Regions from separate parts of the Homo sapiens genome. Here region 1 is linked to region 2. Evidence: chromatin loops called from intact Hi-C (ENCODE). Cell type or tissue: natural killer cell. All regions are shown on one strand. Each heading gives the region's core, and the rest is flanking DNA. Links, peaks and the distances in the headings are about the cores only. Region 1 overlaps NCKAP1 (NCK associated protein 1). Region 2 has its middle 63 kb from the start of NEUROD1.

Region 1 (11,098 bases), core at 1,599-9,598, 1.2 Mb after region 2:
GACTGAAATTAACTGATAAACATATTCTGTCTATGACATCTCTTAATCTTTCAGATTTTCAGCTGCTATTTTTTACATTTTTTATGCTTTGTCTCCATAGCTAGATTATAAAATCCTCAAAAGATGAATGTGCTATTTTTCTACAGATTATATAATACTGCTCAGTATTTTATCTTCTGTATCCTACAGTCTAATCTGTAGGCTTGGAACTTTCACCTTTGAGCTGCTTTTCAATACCTATGTAAACCTTCTAGATTCTGGACCCTGCCTGCTACCTTGCACTTTTGTTCTCTACTTCTAGTGAACACTTCTCTGGCTTAGTGTTATGTCCCATTCTTTCCTTCCTTTGTATGCATTGTCCTGTTGTCACTAAAAAAAAAAAAAAAAAAAAAAGGGTCTGTATGCAGTAGAAAGGGTCTGAGTGACTGCATGTTCTAAACGTGGTTAACAGCAATGTTATGCATTGAATTGTATCCCCGAAGAAAAGATGTGCCTAAATCCTAACCCCCAGTACCTCAGAATGTGACCTTATTTGGAATTAGGGTCTTTCCAGAGCTAAGCACATAAAAATGAGGTCATTTGAATGGGACCTAATCAAATATAACTGGTAGCCCTATAAAAAGGGAAAATTTGAACATGAAATATGCAAAGAGGAAAAATGAAGTGAAGAAACACAGGGAGAATGCCTTTAGAGTAATGCAACTACAAGCAAGGAACAACAAAGATTACCAGCAAATCACCAGAAGCTAGGAGAGAGAGATGGAAGAGGTTCTCCCTTGCAGTCCTTGAAACAAACCAACCCTGCCAACACCTTGCTTTCAGACTGCCAGCCTTCAGAACTATGAAATAATACATTTCTATTGTTTAAGCCATCTAGTTGGTACTTTGTTATGGCAGCCCTAGGAAACTAACACAAGTAGGTATAGATTACATGAAAAAAAAATCAGATAGCTAGCTAATAATGCTCTTATAAAAATCTTAAAAAACTTTAAAAATCTACACATAGGAATAATCAGGTCTACATTCTTCATGTTCACTCAATGCTTTTTATTTTGCAGTGACTGAAAAAGGCTAAAATTCTCACATGAATAACTCAAATGTAAGGGTGCATCTGAAATGCATCTAAATCTCTAAAATTCTCTGAGCCCAAGTATTGGTTTAGGCACTCCTATAAACCCAGAACAGGAGATTGAAGCAGTTCAAGCTTTATGACAATGACTTTCAAAGTTTTAAACATGTATATCCTTTGGCAGAGGAAATTCCACTTCTTTTTTTTACAAGTTCTACTTTTGTATTGTTTCATTGCCTTTTTAAAAACAAAGAGGTGTCAATTTTAAAACTTTATTTGTAATAAGAAAATAACCTATAATATATACACATTTAACATTTTGGGATGTTGGTATTTCAAGTGTACTTCCCTGATCTCCCACTAACTGGTAAGGTATTTAATGCTTTTATTTATAAAAGTCTTCATTTCTAAAAATAAGCTCCCTAGAGAATATAGAACAAAAAAGAGAAAAGTGCTTATGCATTTTGAGGTTGGAAGGAAAGAACCTAAGAAAAGCAAAAGCACCTCAGAGTACTAAGCAGACCGCCAGAAAAGTATGGTCATCCTGAGAGTCATTCCTGAGACTGTATCCATCTAAAAATGGCTTCCACAAAAAAATACTTCTTATATTTTCTCTTTTTAATTAAACAAATAGAAATTTTATTTATTTATTTTTAACAGCAAAACAGGCCAGGCACTGTGGCTCATGCCTGTAATCCCAGCACTTTGGGAGGCTGAGGTGAGAAGATCACCGAGGCCAGGAGTCTGAGATCAGCCTGGACAACATAGCAAGATTCAGTCTCTAAAATTTTTTTTTAATTAGCTGGGTGTGGTGGCTTGCACTTATAGTCCCAGCTATTCAGGAGGCTGATGTGGGAGCACTGCCTGAACATACGAGCCTGAGGTTACAGTGAGCTATAACCATACCACTGCACTCTAGCCTGGGTGACAGGGCAAGACCCTGCCTCTAAAACATAAATAAATAAGTAAATATTTTTTTAAAAAGACAAAAATAAATAGCAAAACAGTACATAGTACTATCTAATTTACTTGTTTGAACATCTAAAAAAATATAGGCCAGTTATTAAAAGTGAGTATTTCTGGAGAATGAAACTGGGAAAGGGGCAAACTGAATGTTTTGACTTCACAATGAGTCAAATGACTATATTATCATTTAAAAATATATGGATTTTTAAAACATGCACATTATTGAGAACACTGGGCCATTTTCCCATAATTACTTAAAATATTTACAGGGCAACTAATTTTTATCATTAAGGTTACAGTATACACCAAGGTGTTAGGCTTGCATTCTTAATGCCTTTAGGAACTATTTATATGAGACATATATTAAATGAACACTCTAAGTCTAATAATATTTATTTGTTTTTCAGAAAATGGAAGTTTTTTGTACAGATCGTGGTGGTAAACTATGGCCTGTGGGCTACCTGCTTGTTTTTATAAATAGTTTTACTGGAATACAGCCATGCCCATTAAGTTATGTATTGTCTATAGGTGCTCTCACACTGCAATGGCAGAGTGCAATCATGATGACGGAGACTATATGGCTGCAAGCCTAAAATTTTTTAGCAGCTGTTTCTTTATTAGAAAAAGTTTGCTGATGCCCACAGTAGATTTTAAATATTTTCTCAGAAAAGATTTTGTGCTTTCACTTTAGAATTAAATATTTGAATCAGGATAATCAAGAGAGAGATTGGGATTTAAATTTTTAGATATTTTAAAATTATAATAATCTATTCAAAAACTCATATTGGCTTAAGTTATTAATATATTTATCCAACTTTAATAATTAGTACAAAATGTTTCTTTTATGGTTAATTATACAAAAGAAATATTTTCAATAGGTATATAACAATGAATATTTTATAGTTGTTATAAAATTTTTCATGTTAACTAAAATAACAAAACAGAATGACAATAAAAGGTTATTCTTACCTGTAACCTAAACCAATCTAATCTCATTCCTCTGAAATCAAATACTTCCCCATCTTCAACTGTAGTAATAGAAAAAAAAAAAAGATTACAAAGCAAATTAATGTTTTCACAATCTATAAGCACATTTTAAATTTTAAGAGCTAAGACAATTCTACTTCTGAGTATACCTAAAACAATTAAAGCCAAGGTCTTAAAGAGATATATGTACACCCATGTTCACAGAAGAATTATTCAAACAGTCAAAGGTAGAAGCAACTTAAATTTCCATTGATAGATGAATGAATAAACAAAATGTAGTATCTAAATACAATGGAGGCCGGGAGCAGTGTCTCATGCCTATAATCCCAGCACTTTGGGAGGCCGAGGCAGGTGGGTCACCTAAGGGTCAGGAGTTTGAGACTAGCCTGGCCAACGTAGTGAAACCCCATCTCTACTAAAAATACAAAAATTAGCTGGGTGTGGTGGTGCGTGCCTGTAGTCCCAGCTACTCGGGAGACTAAGGTGGGACAATTGCTTGAACCTGGGAGGCAGAGGTTACAGTAAGCCGAGATTGTACCACAGCACTCCAGCCTGGGCAACAGAGCGGGACTGGGTCTCAAAAATAAAATAAATAAATATCATGCACTATTATTCTGCTAAAAAAGAAAGGAAATTCTGACACATGCTACTATGGCTGAACTTGAGGACATTAAGCCTAGTGAAATTAGCCAGTCACAGCAAGACAAATACTCTGTGATTCCACTTATATGAGGTATCTAGAGCAGTCATGCTCACAGAAACAGAAAGTTGAATGGAGGTTGCCAGGGGCTAGCAGGAAAGGGAAATGGCACACTGTTGTTCAATAATCATTAAAAGAATTTGTTTTGCAAGATGAAAATGTTTTGGAGATTGGTTGTACAACAATATGAATATACTTAACACTACTGAACTATACACTCAAAAATGGTTAAGATGGTCAATTTTATGTGTATTTTACAATTAAAAAATAAAAACATTTTAAAATTAAAGAGTGAAGACAGTGAAACAATTCTCAAATCCTGTAAAGATGATGATAAAGGAGACAGTTGTGCTAAGGGAAGTAAAGGCTTTTCTCCTAAGCTCTCTGATTCTTAGTGTGCTTACATGTCAATTTACAGGAGTTTGAATAGAATTTGAGAGATCCTACGAATAGAAACTTTGGACAGCATGCTGAAGTTCCACAAAATAACTCTATATAAACCAAATATCACCAGAAAAAATTACTTTAGTTTCATTACTTAGATGTGGTAGCAATAAAGATTGAACTAAGAAAAATGTTTATACATTTATTACTCAGAAGTTTTCAAGGTTTCTGATATCCTTTATTAAAAGACTATAAAACTAAAACACACTATCGATCCACTAGAATGGAGTGTCAAATAATGGCAAGGTGATTATATGACATCAATTTTTGAGATTGACAGATTTGAGCTCAAATTCCTACTTTTGCTTAACAGCTATTAGAGCTTGGCAAATTATGTTCAGTAACTGCGAGGTTAACCCTCAAACCCAGAGTTTCCAAATCTGTCAAAAGTAATAACAGTGTTGAAAAAAGAATGTGGAGTAAATGGGATAATATATATGTAAAGTGCCTGGCACAGACTAAACATTTTATAAATGGCATTAAATATTGTTATTGGTATGCTTGGACCAAATATATGATTTGCTACAAAATGCAAATGTTTTATTGTTTTTGTTACAAAATGCTTTTTTTCCTGCTTAATAATTAGAAATATAAAACTGTAATTATTATTTTTGTAAATAGCATCACAAACCCATTTTGGAAATCTTTGCTTCAGAGAACAAAATTAAGATAAAAGATAATAGATCATTAGCCAAATTAATTGGTAAATTATCTCCTTAATAATCAAGTTTGAAAATCTAATTAGAAGAAAATATGCTTTTATTTAAAAGGCTTATTACCTTGTTTTACACTTAGGGAAGTCATAGTGTTAACAAAAGAGGACATGATGATTGATTCATCTTCAGGGCAAACAGAAAGATTCTGAAAAACAAACAAAAAGTAACGTTAAAAACATCTATAGTTGGGAAACAACTCAGGTCTATCAATTAGTGGACGGATAAACAAACTGGTATACCCATACTATGGAATATTTTTCAGTAATAAAAAAGAAATGAAATTTTAACACACACCATAACACGAATCTCAAAACCATTACATTAAGTGAAAGAAATAAAAAATAAATGATTTTGTGTTAAAAAGTAATTTTTTCATACACTATATAGGAAAATTTATATGAAAAAGTATTTTTAAGGCGAAAGTATAATGACAAACACCAGTTGCTGTCAGGGGCTTATGCAAGAATGATGAAGGTGTACCATAAGGGTGTATAAGTAAACTTTTAAAGGTGTTGGAAAAGTTCTGTCTTGAATATGGTGATGGTAATAGTTGCACAAATGCATACAGCTACCAAAATTTACAACATGCACTAAAAATGAATGATTTTTGTTGTCTGTATGTTAGGCCTCAACAAAATTAAGACCTAAAAATCCTTTTCAATCTAGCTTAAAAAATGAATATTTGATAAACTGTATTTAAAGTGGATGCTAAAAAATAAATTCCTTTTAAAAAGTGGATGCTTAGCTTACAAACAGTATAAATAAAACACATTTTTAAAACTTTATGATGCGAGTGAACTGTACACTTAAAAATCATGAAAATGGTAAATTTTGTTACATATATTTTACCACAATAAAATATTAACACCTATTGCAATCAACTATGCTAACAGGTTTACAACCTTAGTTCTAAATTTATATGCTAGCAAATGGTGAAAAACATTGTGAATATACTTTGCAACAGAAGAGGGTGGTAAAATGCTCAGGCTTTGGAGTCAAAACTTGAGTTTGACTACTGGCTTTATTACTTATGAGCTGTATTGGTGATAAGGAGCAAATTACATAAGGCATTTCTTCTTCAACAAATAATGATAACTATATCCACTCTCACAGAGGTTTTCTACAGATTTGGTAAGATACACTATCAATAAATCTGGCAATTACTAATATCAGTATGATTGCTGCTGATACTATACTATTACTATAATTCCAGAAGAAATGCTAAGAATTAATCTTCTCAGTATTAGTAAACTCCACTTTATATAAAAATAGATTAAGTAATTCAGGAATTCTGGTTTACTTTTTAAACTGTATGCTAGTATGAATAAATAATAAACAGTAACAAAAGCTTCTGGCTTATCTGTTAAGTAATAACTATTCAAATAAAATTATAGTAAGGCAATAATACCCCAGGTTTTCTGTTCCCTTTTTAAATGACCATAGAAAAGAAGTATCTGAGCTCCATCTAGTGGATAAAAGAAGAAATAAACTATAGAGTTTAGAATACTAGCTTGTAACAGCATGTAACTCAAGGTAAAAAAAATTACATGAACAATTTTTTTCCTTATTATATTTTTAGGTTGATTTGAAAAAAATGAGATCTTCAAAGTATGGTTATTTCTCTGGAAAACTAGCAGCTTTAGAGAAGTCTTTATATAAAGAGGATTCTTAACTGTTTTCTTTATACTATGTATTAGCTTACAGTCATTTGAAACATGTAATTCTATAAAGTGAAGCAAAATAAAATATTATTTCCTTAGAGTCAGTTTATTTGGAATAAAAAGTTTTTTAAATTTAAATAAAGATGAAAAATATTGAATAAATAAATTATGGAAAGCAAAAAAAGGCTAAAAACCAATTAAGGAAAAAAAATTGGACATTTAAATGGGAATGTCTATATGAAATCTTTATTTACTGGCCATCCTCTAACAATCTTCTTCAAAAAGATTTTTATTCTACTTTCCCTCTAATACTTAATTACCAATTATATTGTCTCTATCATCTCTTCTGAATCTCCATAGCTACTGCCCATGTTCAGACTCTCATCACCTCTCATCTAGCCTACTGCAGTCATTTTTCTTCTGGTCTCTCTGCCTCCTCATTTGGTTCCCAGCAATCTACCATCCACACTGAACCAGGGTGATCTTTTTAAGTAGTACACCTGATTTATGATTAACCTCCTCTTTCCCAAGGCCCTCTGTAATTTGGTTAGCGTACACCTCCATCTTCAGGATAAATAATTGTGTCTTTCCTTGTGTTCATTCTGAGCTTTATATATACTTAATGCATAACACCTATCACATTGGACTACAACTAACTGTTTCTTCCCTTCTAGGTAATGATCTCCAAAATATAAACATGATTTATCACTTGGCACATGATATTTCATAAATGCTTGTTGAACAAACAAATAAAATACTATCAAAGGTGGGAAGGAAGGAACAAAAGGGAAATAGTATGAGATAGTTTTTACCTGCACGAGTTCATTGAGGACAACAGCATCAAAGCCAGAAAGGTACTGCACGTAATACCTCTGCATTACAGGTCCGTATTTCCTCACATGTGCTCTAAGTTCTTCCATGTAAAATATTAATTCAGCAATGTGCCTTTTTTAAAATTTCAAGAAAAATATTCAAATAATAAATTCATCATTATTAAAGAATATATTCGATGCCCTTAATCTTATTTCTAAAAGTATTTTTCTTATAAAGGGCATTGTTTAATACTTAATGTCAATTACTTCCTTTTTAAATCATTTCATGAATAAAGAAATCATGGAAAGCAAGAAAAAAAGAAGAAAGAAAAAAAGTTAAAGCTAAAAATCGACAGCAGAAAATCCAAACTGAAAATAAGCAGGGCCGGGCACAGTGGCTCACGACTGTAATTACAGCACTTTGGGAGGCCAAAGCGGGCTGATCACATGAGGTCAGGGGTTCAAAACCAGCCTGGCCAACATGGTAAAATCCCATCTCTACTAAAAATACAAAAGTTAGCTGGGCATGGTGGTGGGTGTCTGTAATCCCAGCTACTTGGGAGGCTGAGACAGGAGAATCACTTGAACCCAGGAGGTTGAGGTTGCAGTAAGGCAAGATGGCATCACTGCACTCCAGCCTGGGTGACAGAGTAAAACTCCGTCTCAAAAAAAAAAAAAAAAAAAAAATTTAAATTAAAAAAATAAACAGGACATGTTATAAATACATCATCAAAAAATCTCAAATAAAAGAAGATTAGCAAGAAATAAAATTTTTCTGTATGCTCTTATTTCTCTGCTCCATTTTTCTAACTCTTATTGAGAGACTGAACTAAAATAAGACACATTTTAATGACACACTGAGTTGCAACTCTAAAAACAGGATTTTTATTTAAATGTTTTGTGTAGTAAATAGTTTTAAAAAATGAATTCCATAAGAAATATTACTGAGCATAGCAAGAAAACAAAAACTTTATCACCACAAAGCATACTACGAGAAAATAAAAGCCCTAATTTAAAACTAAATTTGACTTTGCAGTCTAATTAATATCATCTAATGATATATTACAAATATTCCAAGCTCTTCAAAATAATTTTGCTTCAAATATAAGTCTCCAGATTCCCCAGCCCACAAATCAGAATATAGATGGTGCACAACTTACAGTGATTTGGATGTACTATCTTTCTAATTTACAATGGTGCAGAAGAGATACACATTTAGTACAAATTGTACTTTGAATTTTGACTTTTTTTCCAGGCTAGCAATAGGCAGTATGATACTCTCTCATGATGCTGCCGTAGTTCCCAGTCAACTATGTGATCAGAAAGATAAACAACCTATACTCTTCAGTGTACTATGTTGCCAGATAATTTTGCCCAACTGTAGGCTAATAAAAGAGTTCTGAGCACATTGAAGGTAGGCTAGGCTAAGCTCTAATGTTCAGTAATAATAGGTGTACTAAATGAATTTCAACTTAACAATATTTTCAACTTACAATAGGTCTATCAGGACATAACCCCATTGTAAATCAAGAAGCATCTATATACAGAAAATATTTTTTTAAATGTTGCTAACTTACTTATCTATAAAGTCGTCTGCACTCTTCTTTGGCATGTTATCTGCATGACGAAGTAGCCAGATGATTTCATCACGGGCAAAGGATAATGCCATAAAAACAAAAAGTGCCTGTTTAAAAAAAAGTAAGTGTTTATTCTTATTCAAAGATTAAAAACAAAACTGGTAATCTCTTTCTATGTGAAAAGTCATTGGCAAGAAGTGATAATATCAATTCAAAAGAGTGAAGAGACTAACAGAAGAGGACACAAGAGAACCTGTAAGTATGTATGAGAGAGAGCATGCATATAAGGGAGAAGAATGCAGGGAGGTACGATGTATGAATGTCAAGTCAGCAAATTCATTCTCCACTAAATATAAAAATCCTTTTATGTAGTCCCTGACTCAAATTTCAGTAAAATTTCACTTAGAAACGTTTTTTAAAATTTTAATATGGCACAATTATTGAAATAATAATTAAATGAATTACCTTGGGACCTAGCAATCCAGGTTGATCAGAGAGGACAGTAGCCAATTCCTTCAGTGCAGATCTTAAAAACTTGCGTCTTTCTCTGTGCATTGAACCACTATGGGGAAAGACACCATAATAGTTTATCTGCTTCTACTAAAATTATTATTGGCAATTAAAGTAACTAGCATTATAGGTGCAACTTCCAAAGTCTTTTTTTAGGAAGCCAAAGTTCCTATAAAAATCATCTTCTATGTGTCTATCGTTAAGTGAGTTTCTAATCTTACATTTATCCTGCCTTTCTTATGTTGCTTTTTAAACTATGTTTCTTTTGTTATTCTCCATCTATCAAAATCCTACCCAACCTTCAAGACCAGTCCTTCAAGAAGCATTTCCCAACATCTAGCTATTTATTTATGAATAATTTATCCAATTTTAGTACCATGTAGCTTTAAGCACTTTATAGACTATGAAGTTCTTGATGGTGACCAGGCACAGTGGCCCATGCCTGTAATCCCAGCACTTTGGGAGACCAACTTGGGCAGACTGCGTGAGCTCAGGAGTTCGAGACCAGCCTGGGCAACATGACAAAACTCCGTCTCTACTAAAAATACAAAACATTAGCCAGGTGTGGTGGGTGCCTGTAATCCCAGCTACTTGGGAGGCTGAGGCAGGAAAATCACTTGAGCCCAGGAGGCAGAGGTTGCAGTGAGCTGAGATCATGCCACTGCACTCCAGCCTGGGTGACAGAGCAAGACTCCACCTCAAAAAAAAAAAAAAATCCTTGAAGGCAAAAACTGACTAACTGTATACATTTTTGTCACTTCCATAAAGAAATTAATAAATAGAACTTAAGTATCTGGTTATCTATATTCTTATTAAGTTATATTCCTATTAAATATACAAAACTGAATACACAAGAGCTATAGTCAATAAAGGTATTGGGATGAGAGCTACTTGGCACTCTTGTTCAAAAATAGAAAGATGGGGAAAGGAAGGGATAATCATAAATATTCATATACTACTTATTTTAAAATTAAGATTAGAAAACATTCTCACATATTAACAGAAGGAAAAAAAATCATAAAATGTTCCAAGCAACTCCTCATACTACACAAAATATACACTGCTCCAAGAAAGTTTTAGAATTTAGATTGGGGTGTGTGTGTGTGTGTGTGTGTGTGTGTTGCCTATGCCAAAAACCCAAGTATAAAGAATACACACCACTAGTAATTTCGCTGTGACACAGTAGATCAGTTTCAGAGGACTCAAATTAAAATCCATCCTCTCCCTACATGACCTTAGGTTCCAACTCTAAGTTTCAGTTTTTCATCTGTAGAATAAGTATGATGACATCTGTCTCAAAAGATGCACAATCTTTCATGATGCCTGATATATAGTGCTTCTGTTACTTTAATTTCAATGACAAGCTCTTTTTACTGACAATAATAAAGTCATCGTGTCATTTCCAAGAAGAAAATGAACAAATGTTATTTTGATTATTTTACTTCACAGGATTACTGTGAGGAGTCTGTGATGGTTATTGGGAGAAAATGTCTATAAAGTACTTGGGCCTGGCACATGGTAATGAGTCCTAGAAGTTACCACTGCTTACTACTTATATTTTATTTAATAAACAGAAGGAGGAAAATAAAAATACCTTAATTGTAAAAGATCTTTATAAAAGATAGCTATGCCTATATGTCTGCCTATAGTAGCGTC
Region 2 (11,098 bases), core at 1,358-9,357:
TGCAATACCCAATGGTGGGCAGAGTTATAGAACATCTTAAAAAAAAAAAAAAAAAGAGTCATAGGTTTAAACCAGAAGCTAATAGCCATGCCAACTTTGTCAGACTACACCATTTTCTCCTCTATAAATGGGAATGATAATAATATGAACCCTGCAACGTTTTGTTAAAGTTTAATATAAAAAACATGTAACTAATAGAATGCCTAGCACATAGCTGTTTAATAAAATTTCCTATTATACTCTGATTTTATGCAGTTAAACCTTATGAAGCTGCCAACATTTGATCTTTTTAACCTACAAAAATTGTAATTTCAATGTTTCATGAAAGGAGAACAGGTTAACACTCCCCTATCCGGCCTTTGGGCCTAATAGCATACATACAGTTCAGGCATTGCCACCTTGTGGAATCTAACCATCATTTTTACAAAGTTCCAGTTAGATCACAGGAATAAGCTTTAGTGATCTATTGCACTGCGTCTTGAACATGGTTAATGATATGGTTTGGATCTTTGTCCCCACGCAATCTCATGTTCAACTGTAATCACCAGTGTTGGAGGTGGGGCCTGGAAGGAGGTGATTGGATCAAAGGGGTGGAGTTCTCATTAGTAGATTAGCACTATCTCCTCGGTGATGTTCTTGTGATAGTGAGTTATCATGAGATCTGGTTGTTTAAAAGTGTGTAGCACCTCTTCCCTCTCTCTCTTCCTCCTGCTCTAGCCTTGTGAGATGTCTCACTCCTCCTCTGCCTTCTGCCATGATTGAAAGATCCCTGAGGCCTCACCAGAAGCAGATGCTGCCATGCTTCCTGTACAGCCTGCAGAACCATAAGCCAATTATTAATCCTCTTTTATTTATAAATTACCCAGTCTCAGGTATTTCTTGATAGTAAAACAAGGATGGACTAACACAGTTAATAACAATGTATATTTCAAAATCGCTAGAATGATAGATTTTTAATGTTCTCACCACAAAAAAATGATGTCAGATGATGGCTATGTTAATTAGCTTGACTGAATCTTTCTATGCTGTGTATACATATATCAAACCATCACATTATACTACATAAATATACACAATTATTTGTCAATTAAAAAATGGTAATTTCATGTGATCTAACCTGTTATTAACAAAGGTATGTATAATTCAATCCCAATTCCTAAAATGCCTAAGATTCTAAGAATCAGATTTAGGATCTAATGTTTATGATTTGATAAACATCAAATCATAACAATTTCTAAGAATTCTTTTGATTTCTAAGAATTATTTATTGTTTTATAGCAAAAAAATAGGATGATAATGTAGAAGTTAGAATTCTTCTTTTTGGTTCCATGCCATTTCAAATGATTAGGATTACCTCTGATCTGTGGTCTATGCCTTGGGTGTAAACTCCTTGATTAGACAGAATTCCAAAACCCACATGACTGGGAAGTACATCTCACAAACTAAAGGTGGGGGAGGACGGAAGGAAGGGAGATACGTGAACAGAGAAGTCATATAGTACATCTTCCATTCCCCAGCCTTATGCTCTGACAATTAAAGCCAATTACCAAGGAGAATTCAGGCAATAATGTTAACTGATGGTGTCCATGTCAATTTGTTCTCTCGAAGCAGCTGAAAAAAAGTGTGAGAATAAATGGACATTTCTGTAAATAATTTTTTTTTTTGCAAATTCTGGCATATTTCTTACAAGTGTTGGAGCTTTAGTATTTGTACTCTCCCATGGGCTAGAATTGAAAATTTCTATTATAATTACTTTCAGCTACTGAAGTCATGTAGGTCCATTTGAGGTATTTGCATAAGTGTATTTTAAGGCAATCTATTTTCTAACATTAAGTAAGTGCTTGACACTTTAATTATAACTCATCAAGAAAGACCATCTATTTACCTGTCTGTTATCAAAATTTCTAAATTATAGATTGAGGAAAAATGTGAATGCCAGCTGTACTTAAAAGAAATAATAATAATTTACTTATGCAAGAAAATTATAGAGTGCATACACTAAGCTACGATGGATAATGCTTTGGTAAACTAATTGGATATATCAGTTATATCATTATTCTAGAACCTATATTTCTAACCACTCATATTAAAATACAACAAATTCCCACTACCTGGATTCTTTACATATACAAAGAAAGGCACAAGTCATAAAAAAAAGAAAAAAAAAGAAACTACCTATAAAAATGACTACTAATAACTAATAACTTATAGCTTAAATGACAACTTAAACTATAATCTATTGCTTTAGCAGAGATATCACTATTATAATTGTTCATTTATACTTGGAATGACCAAAAAAATGTTTTTTTTTAGATGACAAACAGGCACAGTTCTGAAAAATGAAAAACTTTCTGTACCAGCAAAGCTGAGAAGATGAATCCTGAAACATTTAATCAATTTTAAAAAATTTCCTCATAGATCAAAGCAAAGATTACTGCAAAGTTTTATGAATCAACATTGGGTTCATAGCTTAGGTCTAAGAGAGGGGAAAAAATATATCAGGAAACAAACGAACAATAAGTGCAGCCAGTTGTCAGTCTAGAAATATGGCAGATGGTTAAAATCAGAAGTCATATAGTTAACTCAAAGAGCCAAGGTCCAAACCACCAGGCAGAAGTTATGAGAAGAACACCACTGAGTTCCAACCTCCAAACTGGGGATAGAAGCTGAGCAGAGGTGCCTAGTCACAGAACCCAAAAGGTAGTTGTTTTTTGTTTTCTGTGCTTTAAAAATACAACAGAAGACAATGGCTGGCCCTCTCTGGCATGGTCAGTCTACAGCCAAGTATGAGCTGATTGAGTGTTGCACCTGTCCAACAAAATCAGGACGTGTTCTTATTTCCTAGAGGTCATTGTAAGGGACTGTGAGGGTGTAGACAAGTCAGCAGCAATCAGATACACTGAACACTCTTGGACTAACTCACCTTGCCCAGGTGACATTTTTGCATGTTTGTTTATTTCAGGACAGGAGAAAGAGAACCAGAAATTTGAGCTGTTTTGCATGGCAAATGTGGACAATCTTTAGAAAAAAAAATTTCTCGTTATTACTTTTAGTTGGCATTAGGACTGGACTCCAGTTCTCTCCTCAGGAAAGTAGAGTGTTGGGCCTGTTTGGCTCCTTCATTGGAACCAATAGGAGAGAAGCAACAAGTGAAGGGGGAAATGACTTAATTGAATAGTTTGTAACTTTGAAACATGCCATAATCCGTTTCCGTATTCCACAGAGAACGCACTTGATTTTCCTTGATGATTTTCCACTCCTGCCCTGAGCATTTGCAGAGTGTAAATCAGAGACTGAGAGGCACCAGCAGCCCATTCTACTCCTGGGATAATAAAAACACATGCCCTAGAGCTTCAGTTAGTGGGTTCCCAACCCATCAACAAATGGAATTTCTAACATTGCTCCCTAGTGATTGTATTAATGGGATAATTTTCTCTGACAGGATGTATTTTTTCTGAAATTATCTGAAGTTTCCTCTTCCAAACTCTATCTTACTGCCCACTCCCATGATTATCTCCTTGTGCAATGGAAAACAATATCAACCCCCATGTTAGTTTTCTATTTTTAGACCTGGTTTGGTCAGTCTATACAGTAAAATGGTTTATATTTAGCTCCTAAGTTTCTCCTGTTAGTAATTCAGACTCGTCACTCCCTTAGTCATTTTTATTGGCTGGTTGGTTGTCAGTTTCATGATGCTTGACCTAAGAATGAAGACAGTATTTCCAGGGATAGCTCATAAGGGTGGGGTCAGATATTTTTGTCTATAGACTATAATGAATCTATATATACCTTGGAAGCCAGTCTAACTTCTTACCCTTTTTCAACCCATATATTTTTAGCCTCACATGATAAATTCTGAGTTATTTTTATTAATGATATCTTCTCATCTTGGAAAACAGTTCCTATGGTATGTTGTTATCCCTAGAACTTAGCCCATATGCCTGCAACATAGTTAGAACTCAAGATATACTTGATGAATAAATGAATAAATAAATGATTCAAACATTACTGGTAAGAGTTATTTCCAAATTATTTTTTGTCTGGATTTATAAGATTAAATTTTTTTTCTATTTTTCTTTAACATCTTTTAGTGTTTTACTTCAATTGAGGTGTGTTATCAGTTCAACTATTAGAGTACAATCTCATACTCTACAAGCACATATGTCCATGTTTTGCATAAAATTTGTGGGGTCACATGACTTCAATGATCTTTGCCATAGGATTTCTGGCCTGGTAAGTGACTTTAGAAATCATCTGGTCTGATTCCAACATTTTGTAGACTTTAAACCTGACAACTAGGAAAGATTCTACGGGATATAGTTAAATGTTTTCTATTATAATCTTCTCTTTTGTTCACACTTTATTCTTTGTATTTGAAGACCATACCATGTCGTCCGGAATGGTCAACTCTTTCATACCACTCAAACATACATTTTTTTCTTACATTTGAAAATCTAGCTACTGTTTTAAAGGACTTATCTCCATCTGTGTTTCAAATTCAGCAATTTGCAAGCTCTCTGGTGATCCACTGATGATCCCTGAAGTTTCCTAGATCAAAACGGTTAATTCTAGATAGTTAAAAGTTGACCTTTTAGAGTTCTGAGATTCATTGAGGTCCATAATCAGCATCCATCTGAGGTTCTTGCTGTGGTCTCTTTTCTGCATGTAATTATTTTCCTTCGTATGTTTGCCCTTTTGATTATACGTGGAATTTTGAGGTTGGTCGCTTGGTGGCACTGTAGTTAATAGCTTGATTTTCTTGTGTATTTTTCCACTGCCTTCATAGCTTTTGTTTTTAAATTGCAATTATGTGAAATATGTGCGACTTTTAAATTCTGCTGCAGGTGAAATGATTTAATGACTCTTGACTTCTGGATTAATTTTAAGCATTATAAACATTGTGAAAACAGACTCTTGCTAATAATGATCATTATCGTAATGGCTTGAGGCATAATCATTTACTAACATTAGCCAAGTGATTAAAATCCATCATGAGTTTAATTTGAAAAAATTTTGTTCCTTTGCAATAAATGGCTAATGATATTAGCCTCATCTTTGTGAGGCCAAAACTTATCATATGACTTTGTACTTTCACTACTTGATAGAAATCTTCTCTTTTTAACACAGGCCATATTATCCCTATTGTTTACCAAGCCTGTGGTGTTCTCTATATTGGTACTGAACTGGGCCATGTGGTGCACAATGTACATGCAATTGTCACTTTTCTTTTATGGCCCTGCTATTTGATAATTTGTCATTTTACAAAGCAAGTGACCTTAACAGATGTTAAAATTAATTACCATGGCCAGTCAAACCTGTAGGGAAAGGGAAACATTCTCATTTTATGACTCATTTTTGTCAAAACTGGTTATGATATTTATAATAATCAGATTTTTTGATATATTTGTATAACTTTGTAACGATGCCTTTAAAAAGTGTCCAATCTTAAAGTTAGTAATAATTTTCCAAAAATATTATCTTTCAACTGATTTTTTTTCTTTCTACCTCTTCTCTCTACAACCCTCTGCCCTGCTCACAGACCAGCATTCTGGAGAGACTGAGTTTTGAAACAACCGAAGGAAAGTGATTAGAGAGCAAGTGTGTAGTTGCCATTTTTTTCCCCCCACAAAGAACCTGAGTCTGGACTTTAAATTTACTTACTGCCTCATTATTTCCTTTGATGAATCGTGCAAAAATCTTGACCTTCAAGGGTACTCTACCCAGCAGATGCCCATGAGGATAATGATCTTATTTCCAAAACACCTTAAACAATTAGAAAAGGAAAAAAATAAGTATAACAAACAACCCCCAGAATAAACAAACTTTGGCAACTGTGGAAGGGAAAAACCTGTATTTCTTAATGGGTACTATTTTGTTTCCAGAAGTTTTCCCCAAACGAAACAACCAGGTGAATATCGCACACTGACTGATATTAGAGATTAGCCTTCCACAGGCTCACTGATGAACTGTAATCTTTATGGCTGTGTTAGCTGTTTCCTCTTCAAAACAAGTCAATGTTGTTATTCTCATTTTTTAAAGAACCAGAGAGACCCACGATGGAGAATTAACATGCCCAAGATTGTTTAGTGAGTGGGTAGAAGGCATGTTAATTGGCCATTGAATGCTATGTAAAAACTACACACTTGCTCTCTAATCAATTTCTTTCAGTTATTTCAAAACTCAATCTCTTCAGAATGCTGGTCTGTGAGCAGGGCAGAGGATTGCAGAGGTAAGAGGTAAAAAGAATAAAAATCCCCGAAGGAAAATCATAAAATTTAAAAGTCACATACAGAATTTACTATTACATATATGTGTGTGTGTATGTGTGTGTGTGGTTTTTTTTTAATTTTTTTTTTTGAGATGGAATCTCACTCTTGTTGCCCAGGCTGGAGTGCAATGGTGCAACCTTGGCTCACTGCAACCTCCACCTCCTGGGTTCAAGCGATTCTCCTGCCTCAGCCTCCTGAGTAGCTGAAATTACAGGTGCCTGCCACCACGCCTGGCTAATTTTTTGTATTTTTAGTAAAGATGGGGTTTTCTCCATGTTGGCCAGGCTGGTCTTGAACTCTTGACCTTAGGTGATCCACCCCACTCGGCCTCCCAAAGGCCTGGGATTACAGGTGTGAACCACTGCGCCTGGCCTACTATAATATCTTAATGAGGTAAAAGTCACAGATTTTCAGTCAAATTATGAGCATTAGTAACTCCCTGAGCTAAAGCTAGCCATTAATTATTCAAAAACATAGTGTGCAGCACCTACTCCATGTAACATGTTGGGCATTAGGGACACTAGGGAAGTTAGTATAGCCAAGGTGACCCCTCTAATGATTTATAATACTGCAAACCTGCCCCAAATACTTGTGTTACATGGTTAAATAGCATGTCTTTTAGTTAACAGTAAAGTCAAAATATGGAATCTAGCAAAATTTATTAGAATAGAATCAACCATAAGAAAACTAGTTCCAGAAAACTGAGTTCCAGAAAAGTAACACCACTTATTCAAGATCTCATAGCTAGACAGTGGCAAAGAGAAGTTGATTACCAGTATTTTATTTTATTTTTATTTTATTTTATTTTAATTTTTGAGACAGGGTCTTGCTCTGTCACCCAGGCTGGAGTGTAGTGTCGCAATCTCGGCTCACTGCAACCTCTACCTCCTGGGTTCAAGCGATTCTTGTGCTTCAACCTCCTGAGTAGCTGGGATTACAGACGTGCACCACCACACCCAGCTAATTTTTGTAGTTTTAGTATGAATGGGGTTTCACCATGTTGGCCAGTCTGATCTCGAACTCTTGGCCTCATGTGATCCACCCACCTTGGCCTCCAAAGTGCTGGGATTACAGGCGTGAGCCACCTTTGCCCAGCCTTGATTTCCACTTTTTAAGAGTTCACTCTATTGTAAAATACTCTTTTCCAAAGACCATCCAAAATAAGAATCTTAATTCCCCAAACCTATATATAATAAGTGTATACTGAGATAGATTTTTTTAACCTGTGGGATGATACAATAGAATGTAATAATGATTTATGTTTGTATGAATGTGCATCTCAATAGGAACTACCCAATGAAATTTTATATGGCTTAAAGATATGAAAATTGTTTTCGCTGTGTTTTATGAAGCCTTAATAATGACTCTAATGCATTTGTGGACTGAAAATTTTCCCTTTTCAAATAAAGAGGGAAAAACATATCCTTCTACAGGAAATAGCGACCATAAATCTGTTTTGTGGTAACAGATTTATTATTTCCAATACATTTTTTAAAAGTGCTTTTGGTTGTTGCTGCTGTTGTTTGAAAGTTCTTTGTTCTAGTTATTTAGTACCTTTCAGCCAATAAAAGTTTATAAATTCACATGTCAAGTTTTATAAAACTTTTCATTTCCTTATTAAGGTGTTTTTAATAATTATTTTAATATTTCTAATATTTAAGAACAATTAAACTATGATGATGATATTAAAATCATACTATGACAAAATCCAGACTCTGTAGAGCAAAATGGGGTTTCAGGACAGGCGGAGACAGACTGAGCTGCTGGTCCATTAAGGCTGCCAGGTAATGGTCTGACCACTTATCTGCTGAATTTCCTGCTAGCCAGACATGATCACATCAATTTCCTTCATAGGCAATTCTTACACAGTTATAACTTTGAGGGGGAGCAAAGTCATTTTAGAATCTGAACACCAGGACCAGGAGTTAATTGAGCCCCTCCACCAGGAAGGAACAGTAACTCCTACCCTGTTTGGAAAATTTCATTGTGAAGAATGTAGTGTATGCCACATTGTGAAAGATGTCTCACAAAAAACTCAGAAATTAAACCACATATATTTTATTTCCTTTGTTGTTGTTCGATTGGCATGAAAAAATTTTGCCAAGGAAAGAGGATTTAAGATTTTTATTTTTCCTTTTCTTTTTAAAAAATCCCCAAATGACAAGAATGTCTGCTTTTCGCAAAATATGTACATAAAAGTTTATCTTGATGGCCATACTACTTTTCTCAGTTAGGGGAAACAGCTATACCAACTGTTGTGTCCATTTATTCAGTTTTTCTTTTAACAATTCATTGCTTTTCTTGATCACTTTACTAAATCTCTACAGAAATGACTTTAAATTTGCCTAGATTCGAACTTCATATAAATGGATTCATATGCTCTCTTTTGTGATTTGCTTCCTTCACTCAGCATTATGTTTCCAGGTTCTTCCATGTTGACAAATGCTTTCTATGAGTCATCCTTTTGCACTGTTATGTAGTTTTCTATTGTACGACTAGCAACATTCAATTATCCATTCTGTAGTTAATGTACATATGAGTTGTTTCCAGCATTTTGCTGCTGTGAGTAGAACTTCTCTAACATTCTTGGACTTGACTCCAGATGCACATGTCTAACAGTTTTTCTAAGCTGCATACCTAAGAATAAATTTGCTGAGCCAGAGGGTATTTTTTCCAAAGTAGTTGTACCAATTACCCACCCACAAGCAATGGATAAGAGCTCTATTGCTCCAACCCAGGCAAGACTTGAAATTCTCCAACTTTAAAAAATTGTGGCCAAACAGAAGAGTAAAAAATTGGTATTTCACTGTGGTTCTAATTTGCATGTCTTTGATTTCTAACAAGGTTACATATTTATGTTTTCTGCCCACTTTCCTACTACATTATTCATCTTTCCCTATTAACTTATAGGTTTTCTTTAAATATTTTGGATTCTAATCCTCCACTGGTTATGCTCTTATAAATATCTTTTGCCAGTTTGTGACTTGTATTTTAACTTTTTAAAAAACAGTACACATAATAAATATGTGCTCTTAATTTTAATGTAGTAAAAATTATCTGTATTAGACCATTCTTGCATTGCTATAAAGAATACTTGAAACTGGGTAATTTATAAAGAAGAGAGATTTAATTAGCTCATAGTTCTGCAGGCTTTATGGGAAGCATGGTGCTGACATCTGCTTCTGGTGAGGCCTCAGGAAACTTACAGTCATGGCAGAAAGCAAACGGGGAGGCAGCATGTCACATGGCGAGAGCAGGAGCAAGAGAGTGAGGTTAGGGGAGGTCCTAGACTTTTAAGCAACCAGATCTCACATGATCTAACTGAGTGAGAACTCACCACCAAGGAGATAGTGCTAAACTATTCATGAGGGATGATCTGCCCCCATGATCCTGTTACCTCCCAACAGGCCACACCTCCAACACTAAGAATCATATTTTAGAATAAATATGATGTGATGCTGAGAAGAATTTATATTCTGTTGATTTTGGGTGGAGTGTTCTGTAGATGTCTATTAGGTCCTCTTGGTCCAGAGTTGAGTTCAAGTCCTGAATATCCTTGTTAATTTTCTGTCTCGTTGATCTAATATTGACAGTTGGGTATTAAAGTCTCCCACTATTACTGTGTGGGAGTCTAAATTTCTTTGTAAGTCTCTAGGAATTTGCTTCATGGACCTGGGTGCTCCTGTATTGGGTGCATATATATTTAGGATAGTTAGTTCTTCTTGTTGCATTGATCTATTTACCATTATGTAATGCCCTTCTTTGTCTCTTTTGATCATCTGTTTTATCAGAGACTAGGATTGCAAACCCTGCTTTTTTTGCTTTCCATTTGCTTGGTAGATCTTCCTCCATCCCTTTATTTTGAGCCTATATGTGTCTTTGCACGTGAAATGGGTCTCCTGAATATAGCACACCAATCGGTATTGACTCTTTATCCAATTTGCCAGTCTGTGTCTTTTAATTGGGGCATTTAGCCCATTTACATTTAAGGTTAATATTGTTATGTGTGAATTTGATCCTGTCATTATGATGCTAGCTGGTTATTTTGCCCGTTAGTTGTTGCAGTTTCTTCATAGCATCTATGGTCTTTACAATTTGGTATGTTTTTGCAGTGGCTGGTACTATTTTTTCCTTTCCATATTTAGTGCTTCCTTCAGGAGCTCTTGTAAGGCAGTCCTGGTGGTGACAAAAATCTCTCAGCATGTGCTTGTCTGTAAAGGATTTTATTTCTACTTCACTTATGAAGCTTAGTTTGGCTGGATATGAAATTCTGGGTTGAAAATTCTTTTCTTTAATAATGTTGAATATTGGCCCCCTGTCTCTTCTGGCTTGTAGGGTTTCTGCAGAGAGATCCACTGTTAGTCTGATGGGCTTCTCTTTGTGGGTAACCCGACCTTTCTTTCAGATTGCCCTTAACATTTTTTCCTTCATTTAAATCTTGGTGAATCTGTCAATTATGTGCCTTGGGGTTGCTCTTCTCGAGGAGTATCTTTGTGGTGTTCTCTGTATTTCCTGAATTTGAATGTTGTCCTGTCTTGCTAGTTGGGGAAGTTCTCCTGGATAATATCCTGAAGAATGTTTTCCAACTTGGTTCCATTCTCCCCGTCACTTTCAGGTACACCAATCAAATGTAGGTTTGGTATTTTCACATAGTTGCATATTTCTTGGAGGATTTGTTCATTCTTTTTTCTCTAATCTTGTCTGCAGGCTTTATTTCATTATGCTGATTTTCAATCTCTGATATCCTTTCTTCCGCTTGATTGATTCGACTATTGATACTTGTGTGTGCTTCACAAAGTTCTCATGCTGTGTTTTTCAGCTCCATTGGG

The links. Hi-C counts contacts between places; a loop is a spot of excess contacts. Peaks named below come from ENCODE experiments on the same cell type or tissue, not always from the same donor. Only the 100,000 strongest peaks of a DNase experiment are listed, where the experiment ranks them.
Region 1: it touches region 2 in a loop (12-fold over the local background); 2 of 110 quality-filtered maps call a loop at or near these places.

Annotation. Positions count from the first base shown.
Region 1 is chr2:182,973,889-182,984,986 of GRCh38, forward strand. NCKAP1 (NCK associated protein 1) reads right to left here. Exons shown (of 31, transcript NM_013436.5): 11 at 9,398-9,494; 12 at 8,933-9,039; 13 at 7,356-7,488; 14 at 4,946-5,027; 15 at 3,005-3,063. Among named protein-coding and RNA genes, the nearest start is that of NCKAP1, 59 kb to the right of the region's middle. In natural killer cell, for the core only: CTCF peaks have their summits at 6,314 (motif pointing left) and 6,516; a DNase peak (open chromatin) is centred at 6,343.
Region 2 is chr2:181,738,292-181,749,389 of GRCh38, forward strand. It overlaps the pseudogene RNU6ATAC19P. Among named protein-coding and RNA genes, the nearest start is that of NEUROD1, 63 kb to the left of the region's middle. In natural killer cell, for the core only: CTCF peaks have their summits at 4,684 (motif pointing right) and 4,885; a DNase peak (open chromatin) is centred at 4,730.